Regions from separate parts of the Homo sapiens genome. Here region 2 is linked to region 1. Evidence: chromatin loops called from intact Hi-C (ENCODE). Cell type or tissue: GM12878. All regions are shown on one strand.

Region 1 (8,000 bases):
GTGAGCATAATCCTACCTTGCAGAGTTGTTCCAATAATTAAACAATATCACATACGCAAAATACTTAGCAGGCTGTAGGCATACTTTTAAGTGGCCATTTTTTTTTTATGGAGTACACTGGTGGGAAGGGGCTAGAGTCTTGGCCACTCACTTACTAGAATAGTACAAGGTAGTGATCTTCCAACTGGGGTATGCAAAACCCTGGGAATACAGAAGGCTCCTCCAAAGAGTCAGAGGTATGAATCCTCCTAAGAGAATCAATGTCCAGATCCATTATTTCTCGATGTAATCTATTCTAAACTTGACCTGTTTAAGAACATTTCTGTGTGTGGTGAAGGCTGCACACTAGCAACATTTCCTTTCCTACTAACTTTTAAAAAATTAACTCCTCCAAGTTATCAAAAAAAAAAAAAAAAGAAAGGCATTCCTTTTACCTATCACAAATTTGCTATGTTGCATTTCTCTATTGCAATAATGATCTAGGCTGTCAAGCAAGGGACAAGTTGAAAAATTGTTATGCATAGAGTCCCTTTAATCAAGGTAGCATAACACTCCATCCATTCTACTAAAAAGGTACATTTCCAATACAAATCTACTTGTTAGAGTTAGTGATAATTTATCAAACTCTGTAATTTTTTTATTTTATCAATTGACTATTACTAATAATATAATAACAACTCAATCAAAAGGAATGTTTAACCCTCAGAGCTTTATAGTTGAAATAAATTATTTAAAGTTCAATTTTAATTTATATTCACATTTTTGATACAGAAAGTATGAGAGGATGATCAATAAAAGACTTTCAAGCATGAAAAATGTTATATTATGATAATATTCTAGGGTAGTAGTATAATAAATGTACAATTTTGAGCAAAAAAAAGAAGGGATTGTTCATGAGTTTTTTTAAATTAATGGTTCTGGGTAACATATCACCATGGCATTTAGATTCCCTTGGAAACATTTAAAAGCATAATCTAACAGTTACATTTTTAAATTATAATATTTATAATATGTAGAAAATTACATCCTTCTCAGCCACTTAAACTTATTATTAAAAATGTATAAGATGGTATACAGTAAAAACACAATTTTCTGGTCCATGTATGCAATACAAGTTAGTCTACAGACCCCTTAGGCAGAGGTTAAGAGCATGGAACTTTTCAAATCAGAAAGAACAGGCTTTGAAATCAGTCTCCACCTCTTGATTTTTAATGACCCACGTTCAACTTAACCTCTCTGTGCCTCAGTTTCCTTATCTTTAAAATGGAGATAAACACGAAAGAATTAAACGAGATAATGCATCTAAAGTATTTAGCCTTGTGCCTGGCTTTTGGCAGCTATCATCATCACCATCTTTACTGCATGTGGGGAAGACAAGGCAAGAGAGGCCTCAGTGTGAAAAGAGGATCCAAGAGTTACACTGCAGACTTGAAGTAACATTTCTTCAAAGAAAATATATACAAATGGCCAACAAGTACATGAAAACATGTACATTATTAGCCATTAGGGAAATGTGAACCAAAGCACAATGAGATACTCTTTCAAACCCACTAGAAAAGCTGGAATCAGGAGGGAGAGAGGGAGGGAGAGAGAAAGGAAGGAAAGAGAGAGGGAGGGAGAAAGAGAAAATAAAAAAGAAGGGAAGACAAATGTTATGTTAGCAAAAATGTGGAGAAATTGGAACCCCTCATACACTGCTTGTATGAATGTAAAATGGAGCAGTGGCTATAGAAAACAGTTTAGTGATTCCTTAAGAAGTTAATTACAGAATTTCCATTTGACCCAGCAATTCCACTGTTAAGTATATATCCAAAAGAATTAAAAACAGGTATTCAAACAAATATTTGCACACAAATGTTCACAGCAGCACTATTCACAATAGCCAAAAGTTGGAAACAACCCAAATTTCCATCAACAGATGAATGGGTATGGTTAAACAAATTGTAGCTTAACCACACAATGAAAGAGTATTCAGCCATTAGAAGGAATGAAGTTCTGAAATATACTACGATGTGTATGAAACTTGAAAACATGCTAAGTGAAGAAGCCAGACACAGAAGTTCACATATTATATGATTCCATTCATATGAAATATTCAGAATAGGCAAACCCATTAGAATTGCCAGGGACTGGGAGGACAGGGAACAACTGCTTAATAAGCAGAGAGTCTCCTGTGGAGTTGATGAAAATGTTTTAGAACTAGATAGAGGTTAAGTTTGCACAACATTGTGAATATACTAAACACTATACAGATTTGAAACCTTGCATTTCACATGTTGTATGTTTTATGGCAACAATTCTTCAATAATGATAACAAAGATGGTCACTTACCCTCAGTGTTTCCTTCTTGTCTCCAGGTTTTATTAATGCCTTGAGAAGCACTGGCTATCAATAATATCTAAGAAAGTTTAACAGTCAAAGCATAGCTGCTGTTCACAGCTGTAAAGCCGCACTGTAGGGAGGTTGCTTTCTCTGAAAGATGATGTATTTCTGAAACCATAGTTACAGGCAACCCTCCAGATTGCAAAAAGATTACCTGCAGCAACACCATTTTGAGGACTTTAAAGGGGTCATCCTACTTTTTAAGGAGTAGATGGAATCCTCTGCTTCATAACAAGCTCTTACATCACAAGAAGAGCTGAGGAAAAGAGAAGGAAGAGAGACTGATGGGGACACAGCATTCTTGTCCAGGGGGCAGGGCTTGGGGTTTTAGGAAAGTTAGACTGGGAAAGGGGACTTGCATAATCATTGAACAGTGCAAATTGCCCAAACGTGGCCAAACTACTTACCTGGTTGCAGTCTGTGGTGAGAGTTGGAGTCTCTATGAGATTCTTGCATGTAGATTCCTGCTTCAACATTTTCTCTCTGGGTAACTTGAGGCAGATTGCCTAATCTATGCAAGGTTCCGTTTTCCTCACCTGTAAAATGAGGATAATAAAATCTACTTCCAAGAGCTTTTTTGTGAGGGTAAAAAGATACAAGGTAGTTTTCCCACAAACTTGTCTGAGAATGACAATCACCTAGCATGCTTTCTAAATAATAAGTTTTTGGGCCCCATACCAGACATGGATCTGGATCATAGGGTACAGGGAGAGGGCTGGGAATCATATTTTGAATGCCTTCCTGGAATGATACTTAGCGATCTAGCTAGAATGGGAAATAATAAAGCTCTTGGTACATAAGTAGTCAAAAGTGTTATTTATTATGAATATTTTAGATTATTATTTTGGTGGTTATGGTAAACATTTAAACGAGGTGTCCAAGAAATCAAAATAATTAATAAAAAAAACTAAAAACCCATTTGAGTGTTCTTTTCCTCATATTATACAAATAACTGACTTGACCAATTTTTCTCCATTCAACATACTAAAATTGAGAAGGAAAAAATAATAACAATTTAAGCTTCTGAAAAAGATTATAACACTGTCAGCAATTAGGACAGCCATTTGAGGACAGTTTCTTTTTGGCAATAGGAGAGGAGGTAGAAATTCTAACAGATAAAAAATCTCCGCCAGTTCCCTATTGAGATTTCTCATGAGTCAATGACAATTTTAGTATTTTCAAAGAATAACAACTCTTTGATCTGAGGGTATGCTCTTTATTTTATCAGTTTGAAAGAGAGTCTGATGTCCCAACTAGATCCAGTTAATCCCCCCACTACATTGACTTTTAAAATTTGATTGTGGGCCACAGTAAGGAATATATTTTACATTGTATTTCAGCTATATATGTATCTGGAATAATACCATTATGTATCCTTATAATGTGCTATGCATTTGGATATTCTCTATTTTTTTCTTTTCTTTTTTTTATTTTTAGAAATTCTGGTTGCAATCCACTAATTTCTTTCACAACTACTAATTTGTCCCAAACCACTAATGGGTTGCAGCCTAAAATTTGAGAAGCACTGACCTAACATATGCATCTGAAGTTATTATTTTCACCTTCTCACAAATTGTGAATCATAAAATGACTGGTTTGGATTAAAAATAAGCCAGAGAGCCCAGGCAATGTGGCTCACACCTATAATCCTAACATTTTGGGAGGTTGAGGCAGGAGGATGGCTTGAGCCCAAGAGTTCAAGACCAGCCTGAGCAACATAGTGAAACCTCATCTATACTAAAAATAAAAATTAGCTGGGTATGGTGGTGCATGCCTGTGGCCCCAGCTACTCAGGATACTGAGGCAGAAGGATTACTTGAGCCAGGAAAGTCAAAGCTGCAATGAGCTGTGCTCCTGCCACTGCAGTCCAGAGTGACATCCTGTCAAAAGAAAAAGAAAGAGAGAAAGAAAGAAAGAAGGAAAGAAAGAAAGAAAGAAAGAAAGAAAGAAAGAAAGAAAGAAAGAAAGAAAGAAAAGTTTCATAATCCCAGTTTGCAAATCACCAAAGAAAAGAGATGAATCAGTAAGTTGGACTATAACAGAACTTAGTGTTCTCATCTGGGTATTTCTGACTTACATAGGCAAAACCTGAAACTCCATGTAGGAAGCTATGTTATGACTAACTTACAACTTTGGAGTTTACTGTTAATTACAAATAAAACAACTGCAAAAACTCGTCTGTGTATGTAGGCCTTCTTGAAAGTGAATTTGAATATCTGAAACAGCTTATGAAATTATGATCTGAGCAACGTGTCCTTTGAGGGGAAACGGCAAATGTGTGGAAAGGCTGTGCCTTTATTATTACATTGATAAAGAGTTGGCTCCTTTGTTTTATTATTTTCTCTCATGCACTTTTTTCCTTTCCTTTCATAAACTCTTTGTCCTAGGATTTGGCACTATAAATTTCCAACATTATGTGATAAGTAGTTATGCTATCATTTGCCCTACGTGCTTTCTGCATTGAAACAGGTTTACCACATGTGCTTCTTCAGGTCTTACACTGGGTTTAGATATAAGTCAGATTCTTAATCTGGAAATGAAAGAGGGGAAAACCTACAAGCATTAAAGAAGAGTCATGAACATGGGCTAATAACTACATCTGAAAAAGTAGAAATAATCTCTTTTCTTTATTCAAATGTGAAATATATGGCACATAAGATAATAAACTCTCTTTATTCACACCTATGTTTACCAAAACTTGACATTTAGCCATATTTGCTTCAGATATTTTTAAAAAACATTACAGCTGCACGTGAATCCTTCTATGTGCCTCAATTCAATCCTATTTCCCTTTGTTTTTGCAATTATGTGAACATTGTAATTTTATTCAAGGATGAATCCATGAAGTCTACAATATTGCATGTTTTAAAGCTTTATTAATGGTACCTTACTACATGCATCATTCTACAATATATTTTCATGTTTGCTGAACATTTTTCAATATTTTATCAACAACTTCATATATGTAGCTCTAACTTACAAATTTAACCATTATATATTATTTCACATATGAATCGCCACAATATATTGTAAACCGAAAATAAAATTCTAAGCCCTCCCCTCTCCTTCAACCATCTGAATGGACCCCTCCTCTCTTCCAAGGGCATTCCAGAGTTAACCTGATAAAATAATTCAGGCTATGATGGAAGAGGGATCAGACGAGCCTCATTATAACCTCCAGCATTAATATCAACACAGACCTTAAATTTGATAAGGAACATGTACAATGTATTTTCTCTAAAGCCTTCTACTTGTAGGCTTCATCTGCATGATAAAACCTTGGTCTCCACAACTCTTTATTATAACCCAGACATTCCTATCTTGATGATAACTCTTTCAACAAATTACCAATCAAAACCATTTTAAATCTACCTATGACCTGGAAGCCCCTCCCAATTCTAGTTGTCCCACCCTTCCAGGTTGAACCAATGTACATTGTACATGTATTGATTAATATATTATATCTCCCTAAAATGTACAAAAGCAAGCTGTACCCTAACCACCTTGGGCAGATGTCATCAGGACCTCCTGAGGCTAGGTCTCGGGTGCATCCTTAACTTTGGCGAAATAAACTTTCTAAATCGATTAAGACCTGTCTCAGATACTTTGGGGTTCACATATTAATGCTGTTAAACATACTTAGGTTATTGCCACATTTTCACTATTAAAATAAATGTAATGACAACAATCTAGCACAAGATACAGAAATGTAGGATCAGAGGATATGTGTGTCTTCACATTTACTAGCTATTGCCAAATTACTCTCCAAAATGGTTTGAGAATTTTTATTTCTCCTTATCTTTGTTGATGAAAAGAGTTGAACTATGTAAAATATTTGAAGGGATTTATTCTGAGTCAAATGTGAGGACTATGACCTGTAACACAGCACCCAGGATATCCTGGGAACATGTGCCCAAGGTGATCAGGCTACAGGCAGGTTTTATACATTTAAGAGAGTCATAAGACATCAAATAAAATATGTGGGGCATGCATTGGTTCAGAAAGGTGGAACAACTCAAAAGGATAGGGAGTTTATAGGTCATAGGTTCATACATGGATTCAAAGATTTTCTAATTGGCAGTTATTTGAAAGTTATTATCTAAAGGCCTGGAATCAATAGAAATGAGTGTCTGGGTCAAGATAAGGGATTGTGCAGACCAGGGTTCTTATTATGTACATGAAGCCTTATCAGTGGCAGCCATTAGAGACAACAGATGGCAAATATTTCCTATTCTTCCTCTAAAAGGGGCTAGACTCCCAGTTAATCTCTTCAGAATTGGGAGGGCCTAGAAGCGGGAGAGATCTAGTTATGTTAGCAGAGATTCTTTACAGAACCAATTTTTCCCAACAAGAACAGTTTTGCAGGACATTTTAAAAGAAGACAAAAAACGTATTTGGGGGTGAAATATTTTGATTACCTTCTTTATCTGTCACGTGATATTACATCAGAGTCAGGTTGGAAAGTAAGCCATGTTATATAGGGTTAAATAAAACTTATCTGATGAAATTTTATGGTTTGTACAAAGTGACTCCCCAGCCCCTTCGACAGGAATTTGGACCAGAAGAAAAAGGTCAGAGTTCAGTCCTCATCTTGAACAACATTCAATATTGTCAGATTTTCTATTGTTTTCTACCTGTTGGGTATGAAATTATATTTCACAGTTGTTTTAAATTTGTGTTTCTGTAATAACCTTTAGAATGGTTAACTTCTGTTTGTTTTTCATTCAGTTGTCTTTTGTTTTATATTATGTAAATATTTTAAATATTGTGGATATTCATTTTTTCAGATACACACAACACAAACACACACACACACACACACACACACACACACATCTCCCAGTTTTATCTTCAAATATCTTTTTTCCAGTTTTGAATTTTAACTTTGCTTTTCATGTCTTTTGTTATATAGAAATTTTACTTATCAATGAATAGATTTTATCAATAATTTTCTATATGGTTTATGATTTTGTGTCCCTGTTACAAGAAATGTGTTTCTTACTCCAATTTCAATAATATAGTTTATTTTCTCTTGAGAATTTCACAGTAAATTTTTCAATAGAGGAAACTTACTTTGTGGTACAAGGTAGGAAATCTCTTTTTTTCCAACGTGAATCTGATCATATTTTATTGAATAACTCATTTACCAACAATTATATATAATGTCACTTCCTTCATACGTGATATATATTCTAGGTCTATTTCTGATCTGTCTATAGACACTGGTCTGTTTTAATATCGATGAGCCAATACTACCCTCTTTTAATTATTGTAGAGGTATAATATCATGATACCTCAAAAGGTAATTGCCCTTTTTGTTTTCTTCAAAATTACTTTGTACTTTTTTTCTTCCATGTGAATTTTAGGATCAGATTTTCAAGTTCCATTAAAAATGCTAATTGGATTTTATTACAAATGACAGATTAATTTGAGGAATATGGCAATACAGTGATATTCTTGTGAGCATGATTTTTATAATTTTATATTTTATTTTGATGTTTTTGATGATGTTTTCTCAACTACTCAAGTTAGTTACATTATAAATTATTGGGGAGTTTTTTTAAGCTCCCCAACATATGTGAATCTTTTTAAATTTTTAATATCTTTCACTCTGATTT
Region 2 (8,000 bases), 400 kb after region 1:
TACATTAGACTTCTTCAACTATTTTAACTTTAAAAACAAAAATCTAACAATGTCTTCTCAGATCACATTAACATCTACTTCTGTGTTTTAAAATCAAGCTATATTTGTCACTCTAATACTCTGGCAGTCATTGGGTAGCAACTGACTAGGCTACAATGGGTTTGTTTGAGGTTAAGTATTATATTTTATATTGGGCATCTGAAATCAAAATAGAAGGGCATTAGGAATATGGATTAACTATGGAAACCAACACGTAAATTCATTTTTTATTCTAGCTGTGACTTTAAGACATTTATTTTTTTCTGTGCACAGTTTTTAATTTCCAAATTATTCTTCAGCAAATTTCTCTTTGAAATGAATTAAATTATGAATGGGAAAAATTCTACATAATGATGTTATCTTGACTAACGAAACACATATATTCACTTCTTATTTCTCTGTTTCAAAACTAGTTGTTATAATGAATATATTTTTATTGTTATTTTATTTATATTTTAAATATATAAATATTTCCATAGGATAATATGACTTTAAGGATAGGCATATGGGTTTTCTTCTGTGAATTAAGCAGACATATGAATAGCACACTTTAAAATTTATGACACCTGCTAACATGCACCTGATGGGTGATGTGTATCAGTGCTTTCCAAGAGGCCCTTCTCTTTTATAGGGGACCTGCAGAACAGAAGAATTAACAAAACACTTGAATTGGGGTCTATTTCTGAGACTTGGTTGGATTGTTTATAAAATTTAAGGCAGAACCAAACATAACTAGAAAAAGATAGCTAATCTAGGTCCAAATGAAGCTACAATGCCTCAAACCTAACTCCACGGACTTCTAGATTGTAGACTAATCATTTCCAGCAGAAATAAAATGTGATCCATGTAGTTAATTTCTAATGTTGTAATAGACAAATTAAAAAAAATAAAAACAGGTGAAATGGTTTCAAATAATATATTTCATTTAACCCAATATATTCCAGAATATCACTTTAATGTAATCAGTTATAAACATTATTTATTGAAATATTTTACATTCTCCCTTTTGTACTAAGTCTTCATAATCCAGTGTGTATTTTACACTTAAAGCACGTCTCAATTCAGAATAGTCACGTTCATGTGTTTAATAACCATGAACTGAACTGAACTGAACTGAGCAGAACTGAGCAGACCTACAGACTGAGTCTGTAGTGAAGATTCAACCAGAGCAGGCCTGTGCAGGTGCTCTACAGGTCGGTCTACAAGGACATGAAATGAGATGGTAAGGGTACTCTCTCTTCCTTCAGCCAGTTTGGTTGGGATACTTACATATTTGACTATTAAAAACCATATGAGGAAAAAGCCTTTTATTATTAGTAAAAATAGTAATAATTCTTACAGTTAATTTTATTGAACACTTACATGTGTAACACTCTACTAATCTATTAATGTTCACTTACTCCTCACAATAGTCTTGTGAAACAGGGTTTATTCTTATCTCCATATTACATAAGATGCCTGGTAGAAAGACTTCACGGAAGTACTGCAATCGGTTATTGCAAATGTGGTTTCTTAATAAAGGAAAAAAGTAATATTTCCATGATAATAGCAAACTACTAAAAAGAGGTAACGATCATCTAAGGCGCTGCTCCATGTACACTTGGAAGACTTTGGGAAACACCTGCTGCCTAAATAAAACAAAGATTCTTACAAACTACAAAGGTATATTTTAGTGCCATATTTAGCATTTCATAAGAACACAAGATTTGGAAAAGGTGCATGAAAATAAAGAAACACTTAAATCACACGTAAATCACTTCCACTGACAATGTGGCATATGTCAATAAATACTAAAAATCAACCACAATAAAATACCTCAGTCCACAAACAGTAAAAATCACATGAGAGACAAATGCTAAATTAAAAAGGTCAATAAATTGAAGGCTGATCATACAACACTGCAATGTAAATAAAGAATGAATAAGTTTTCATAAAACTATTTCTTCTAATTATCAGTCTAAATATGAGGATCATTTGTAGAAACTACCATAAAAAGATATAGAAAATAAAATTACAAACTAAGCTAATCGAAATAATTAATGTGTATTTTCTCATTATCTGGTACCATTTAGGTATATGTTTATTATAAGCCAGAGTAAGGAAATGCCCTCTCTACTTTTACTTTGATCTAGCTAACTTCTACTCATTCTTCAAATCCTCCAGCCTTTTTTGACCACCCCCTCTACTACCATCACTCTTCCTCTGTTGTATCTCTCAAAGTAACGTTTATATATCCTTTGAAGCATCTGTCACAGTTACAATTTCATATTTATGTATGTGATTATTTGCTGTCTATTCCCTGCTAGATTGGTGTCCATTTCCTGCTAGACAGTTAAGTTTTATGAAGGCAAGGGCCATGTCAGTTTTTGCTCGGTATTTTATTTGCTGTCTAGCAAAGTGCCTAATACACAGTAGGTATTAAATAAATACTTATTTAGTAAATTAATAAATTTGCTAAGAATTTTATATCAATAATTTTACTCCTAAAATAATTACATTAATTATTTTTATTTAGGCACTTTGCTAGACAGCAAATAAAATACTGAGCAAAAACTGATATGGCCCTTGCCCTCATAAAACTTACTGTCTAGCGGGGAATAGACACCAATCTAGCAGGGAATACACATGAAATAATCACATACATAAATATGAAATTGTAACTGTGACAGATGCTTCAAAGGAGATATAAATGTTACTCTCAGGGATACAAAAGACGAAGAGTGATAGCAGTAGAGGGGGTGGTCAAGAAAGAAAATAAATTAATAATTATATTAATTATTTTTACCTCCAATTCATAAAGAAAATGAATCCTGGGTTCAGTGATTTGCCCAAGACTACATAGCCAATAATTAGTATTGAACTCAAGAAGTTTGATTCTTTTAATCACCTTTCAAAACCCAAGCCTTGCTTTTTTAAATTTTTCCCAATGCTTCACAGTACATGAAATACACGTATTATTGAGTTTGCACCTTGAATTAATTTCTCCTTTTCTTTTTCTTCACAGCCTCTACCTAGGCCAAACTATGGTAAATTTGTATTTCAAAAATATAAATCTGCCATCATTTTCCACTAAAAAAAATCTTTAACGGCTATCTAACACCTGCAGAATGAAAGTCAAAACTTCTGACAGCCGGGCACAATGGCTCACGCCTGTAATCCCGGAACTTTGGGAGGCCAAGGTGGGCGAATCACCTGAGGTCAGGAGCTCGAGACAAGCCTGGCCAACATGGTGAAACCCCGTCTCTACTAAAGATACAAAAAATTAGCCGGGTATGGTGGTACGTGCCTGTAATCCCAGCCATTCGGGAGGCTGAGGCAGGAGGATCTCTTGAACCTGGGAGGCAGAGGTTGCAGTGAGCCAAGATCACGCCATTGCACTCCAACTTGGGCAACAAGAGCAATACTCCATCTCAAAACAAACAAACAACAAACTAACTTCTGAGCACAACAAACAAGATCCTCCAGGATCTATATCTAGCCTACCTATTCCAACCTCATCTCCCAGTTACTCTCCCAATAGTCTTTGTATGAAGTGCATCCAAACACTGAATGGTCCTCAATATTCTGCACTTTTTACACCTTCCTGTCTTTGTGTACCCTTTTCCTTCTACCTAGAATTCTTTCTACCCTTTTTCTGCCGATTGATCCTCTCTCTTCATGAACAATTAAAATGCCCTTCCTAAAACCTTTCTTGACAATTTAGACTGAGTCTGTCCCTCCTCTTCAAGGCCTCAAAGCACATCTACCTCTATCATGGCATGACTATCTTCTGTACTGAAGGCTGGGGAAATGCTTTCAACAACCATTTATTTTCAATCATAGTGAAAAGTGATTGGTTTATAGTTGTTGAACCTAATGAATAAGCAGATATGAATTTCCAAATTCCACATTCACAATTGAAGTTAAGGCAACTTCCGTTATGGAAGCATTATGAGAGAGCTGATTCAGTTATTGAGCAGAGTTTTGCAATAAGGTGGGACATTTTGGGATATGCTATAACAAGGAGGATGGTTGGGTTCTCCATGAGCCATGTGAAATTTTAAGAGACAGACGAAAGATTTTTCTTAAAATGTATATGTTAATTGGAAAGAATGGCCTTTGTATTTTATCATCAATAAAATTACAATTAATTTCCAAGGATTATGCACATACATCAGAAAAACATTCCAGGAAATTTTAATAAAACATGTAATACAGAAAATATATATTTATGGAAAGTATTAATTTGACAGTACCAGTTGAATACAGCTTTTTACTGAAAAGCTGTTTTATACCTCCTAATTTTTTTCTTAACGAAACAGGCTGCTCGACTATAAGAAAAGGAGAATTAGAAAAACAACAGTATTTGGTCAGATTTTTAGCGTAAATTTTCTTTACTACTCCTACCCTCAAAGTTCTTTCAATAATTGTATTTATATATCTATTCCTTGTTTCTCCATGTGTTTTTCTTTAAAAATATTAAATTTACTATTAATTATTTATACATATAATACATCAACCAAATTGCTGTACCTTATCCCCCCCCCCCATATATATTAAACCGTGAGGTCAGAAATATACTAAAATTATGAATGGACTATTGAAAATGAGAGCCCAAAAAACAATCTAAATTTAGGAGTTAGGCATTATGTTAACTAGAACCAAAATAAGGATTTCTCACTAATCTCAATTATTCACCTCTTTATTTATTTTTCTTTATAAAGCAACACATTTTCTTTTAGTATTTTGAACTCAAAATGACAATCAGCTAAATTTTGATTTCCTGGAAAGCTATTCAAAAACAATTATTTAGCAAGTACATCTACTAGATAACATTGAAGTGTTGAGAGTGAATAAAGAGAAACTAGAGAAAGAATACAACTGCCTGAATATGATAATGGTTCATTCCCTGAATCAAAGTTGAGTAATAACATGAGTATATTTGTGGTCTCTTATGAGCCATTTCAACACAAAGATCCAAGGACTTTTTTTTCAATATATTGCAGCCATATCATGCCTATTACTTTATATTTTTTTACATTAACTCCTCTTTTGCCAGATGAATTTAGAAAATTAGTAGCATATGCTTTAGCTCCAGATCACTATTTTCTGAATCATTTTCTAATTAATGACTAATATTCATGTAAGCCAGTCTTTTAACTAGGAATCATCACTTAAATTTTAATCAAATAGTTTTAATACTATGAAATCTATTTGCTTTTAGTTGTCAAATAACTGACTTGGATCTCATATATACATATATCCATAGTCAAAGCACATATGTATTTTTGACAGTAGTTTTAATGTTAGCTACTTTAGTTGAAATTTTGCAATGAGAATATTTTAAGGCACACTTATACCTAGAGAATAAGTACACTTGCATCTTCATAACATTTTCCAAGACTACGATAAATAAAAACTAATACAAAATTTGGCCATCTGTAGAAGTGAATCAATATTTTAAATGATGGTATATTTGAGAAATGGAAATATTCAGAATATTAACAATATTTCTGAGATACAACTTTGGAGAAACAGCCTAAATATTTTTTTTCAACTAATTTTGAGAAAAAATATTCCTTTGGAAAAGACTATGGCAAGTGTTAGATTTTTGGCAGGTAAGTATTTGTAAAAGAATTTAATTTAGATTTTATTTATTTGATATGAAATTAAAAGACACATTTTAATTTCTGAACTAATAGAACACCAGAACAATGTAAACATTTCAGTCTCTAACATGAACCAGATATACTTTTATTAACTGAATGGATTTAAATGGACTAGGACACAAATGCTCAATAAGAGCAGTTACAATTTTTCATATGCATTAAACAATCTTTTCTTTTACCTGTTGTATTATAAACGTCACCCTAGCTTCTAAACAACACCACAAAGCAGATCAGGCATGAAATGGTCATAAGTATTAGTTTCCAGTAGATTTCACTTTTCTTTTTCAAGCTACAGCTTGACATTTTGCAAACTCTCTAGAGACCAAACAGTGAAATCGAGTTACTGCAGGAGTGAACTGTAAATTCCATGAAACCATGTAATATATCTTAACACAGATGGACACAGTACATTAAAATAACTGTGGATGATAATAGAACAATACCATCTGTTTTGTCTAGGGAAGACAACGCACATCAACTACACTGTCAGTCATATCATATATCTTTAGTGTCATCATGTGGTAGACGACAACTCTATATGTCAGGCCAAGTGTACACTTCTTTAGGGATTACTGAAAACAGTAAAAAGTTAACTCTGAAACAGAATTCATGAAAAGATCCTTCAAGTAAATAGAAGGCCCCAAGACCTAATAGTTAAACTTGATAAATGTAAATAGATGCCACATTTTCCCATTTCTAAATCAATACATAAACTTTAGGATATTTAAAGATCTCCAAAGAAATGTCTTTAACCAAATATTAAAAAATGTAATTTAAAGATAAATTCTAGAAAATTATTACTTTTTAAACCCTTAACAGTACTTTACCTATACAGTCAGCTGCAAAACCTTAGTTTGTACCATAAAAGTAATGAGGTCATTTGAATAAGAGAGTGTAAATTAATCCAATCTCCTTTTCCTATCTGTGCTGTGTAAAACCTCAATGATTATGGTTTCTAAATTATGCTCAAGGGCAAATTAAAATTTGCATGAGAGTTTTGCTTGATGAGCTGAATGTTGTAAAGACAACAGCATGCAGTGTAACTTTTAATTTTGCATATTTCCCTAAAGACAGTAGACTATATGGATTATAGGAAAATGAAGAACTTGGCAAGCTGCTTCCAACTGAACAATGTATCTTCCTAACTGACATTAATTAAAACTCCCAATGGCCTCTTAAACACCTGACAAATACAATAAATGTTGCATACTGTGTGGGTACTATCTACTAGCAGGAGGTAGTTGTATAGAGTGTGCTTTTGAAGGCAAAGATTGTAATTCAAACTACATAACCAACAGGCTTTGGAAAGTAAAAATAACTATTGCTAAAAGCATAGCTAGCCAGTTAATGCAAGACAGAATTATGACTGTACAGTCAGACTTCTTTCCTTCAGTTCAACAGAAATAAATGACAAGATAAGTATACTGATATTGAACTGTATTATTTAAAAAAAATACTCACCTGCCATGAGTATTATTGCTCAAAGTTTTCCACCATTTCACATTATATCTCTGAGAATTAGGGGTAGGCTGTTATCATATTAAAATCTAAGTTCACATAATCCATTCTCAAAAATAAAATTGTTTTCATCTAAATATATGCATTCTTACATGTTAAGAATGTGCTTTAATAAAAATTACAATTACAGCCATCTTCTGATCAACCAAAAAATACAAATTACAATAAATGAGATCATGCACAGTCACAAAGGAAATGCTCAAAAGGAAGCTTGCTATGAATATAAAATAATGTGAACTTAACATAAAAATTCCAGCCGTTACTATCTAAATTCTCAATAGACAGTGTCAGCCACTTAATTTGCAGGTACCTACTCCCTAATGCCTCTCTTTGCAATGTTACTTAGACTTTCTTCTGTGCTAAACCCAGAAAAATGCCTGTCATTTGCTGTCAGATTTCTCATCTCAAATTCTCCTCAAGCAACAAAGTCAGGTTAATTGCAGTCACTTTTACATTCACCAGCAACTTACAGAGTCAGCGCACAGTAACAATTGGCTGTGAAATGAGAAAAGGCGCCCCATCCCTGGAATTGGGCGAGAGATAACAAATGTGAAAGGATTGAATGCAAATACAGATAAATAAAACCTAATAGAAAACACCGCCTAAATTTAATGTAACAACCATTCGACCTCATTAGCTGAACATGTTCTTGTCATATTTCTTCAGTAAATGCTTTCATGCAAGACAGGCACAATGAATATGCTACCACTTGTACCTATAGTGAATGGAACTTAAGAATGCACTGTAGATACACAACACTGCATAGTAAATAGATTTAAATCCTTTTTTATAAAT

Evidence for each region. Hi-C counts contacts between places; a loop is a spot of excess contacts. Peaks named below come from ENCODE experiments on the same cell type or tissue, not always from the same donor. Only the 100,000 strongest peaks of a DNase experiment are listed, where the experiment ranks them.
Region 2: it touches region 1 in a loop (2.2-fold over the local background); 1 of 110 quality-filtered maps calls a loop at or near these places.

What each region holds. Positions count from the first base shown.
Region 1 is chr7:114,829,965-114,837,964 of GRCh38, reverse strand. No RefSeq gene overlaps it. Among named protein-coding and RNA genes, the nearest start is that of MDFIC, 88 kb to the left of the region's middle. In GM12878, no CTCF peak of the experiment used is centred here; DNase peaks (open chromatin) are centred at 4,554 and 4,844; H3K4me3 peaks cover 370 bases; H3K27ac peaks cover 2,025 bases.
Region 2 is chr7:114,431,006-114,439,005 of GRCh38, reverse strand. The region is part of intron 2 of FOXP2 (forkhead box P2); the gene reads right to left. Among named protein-coding and RNA genes, the nearest start is that of FOXP2, 20 kb to the right of the region's middle. In GM12878, no CTCF peak of the experiment used is centred here; no DNase peak of the experiment used is centred here.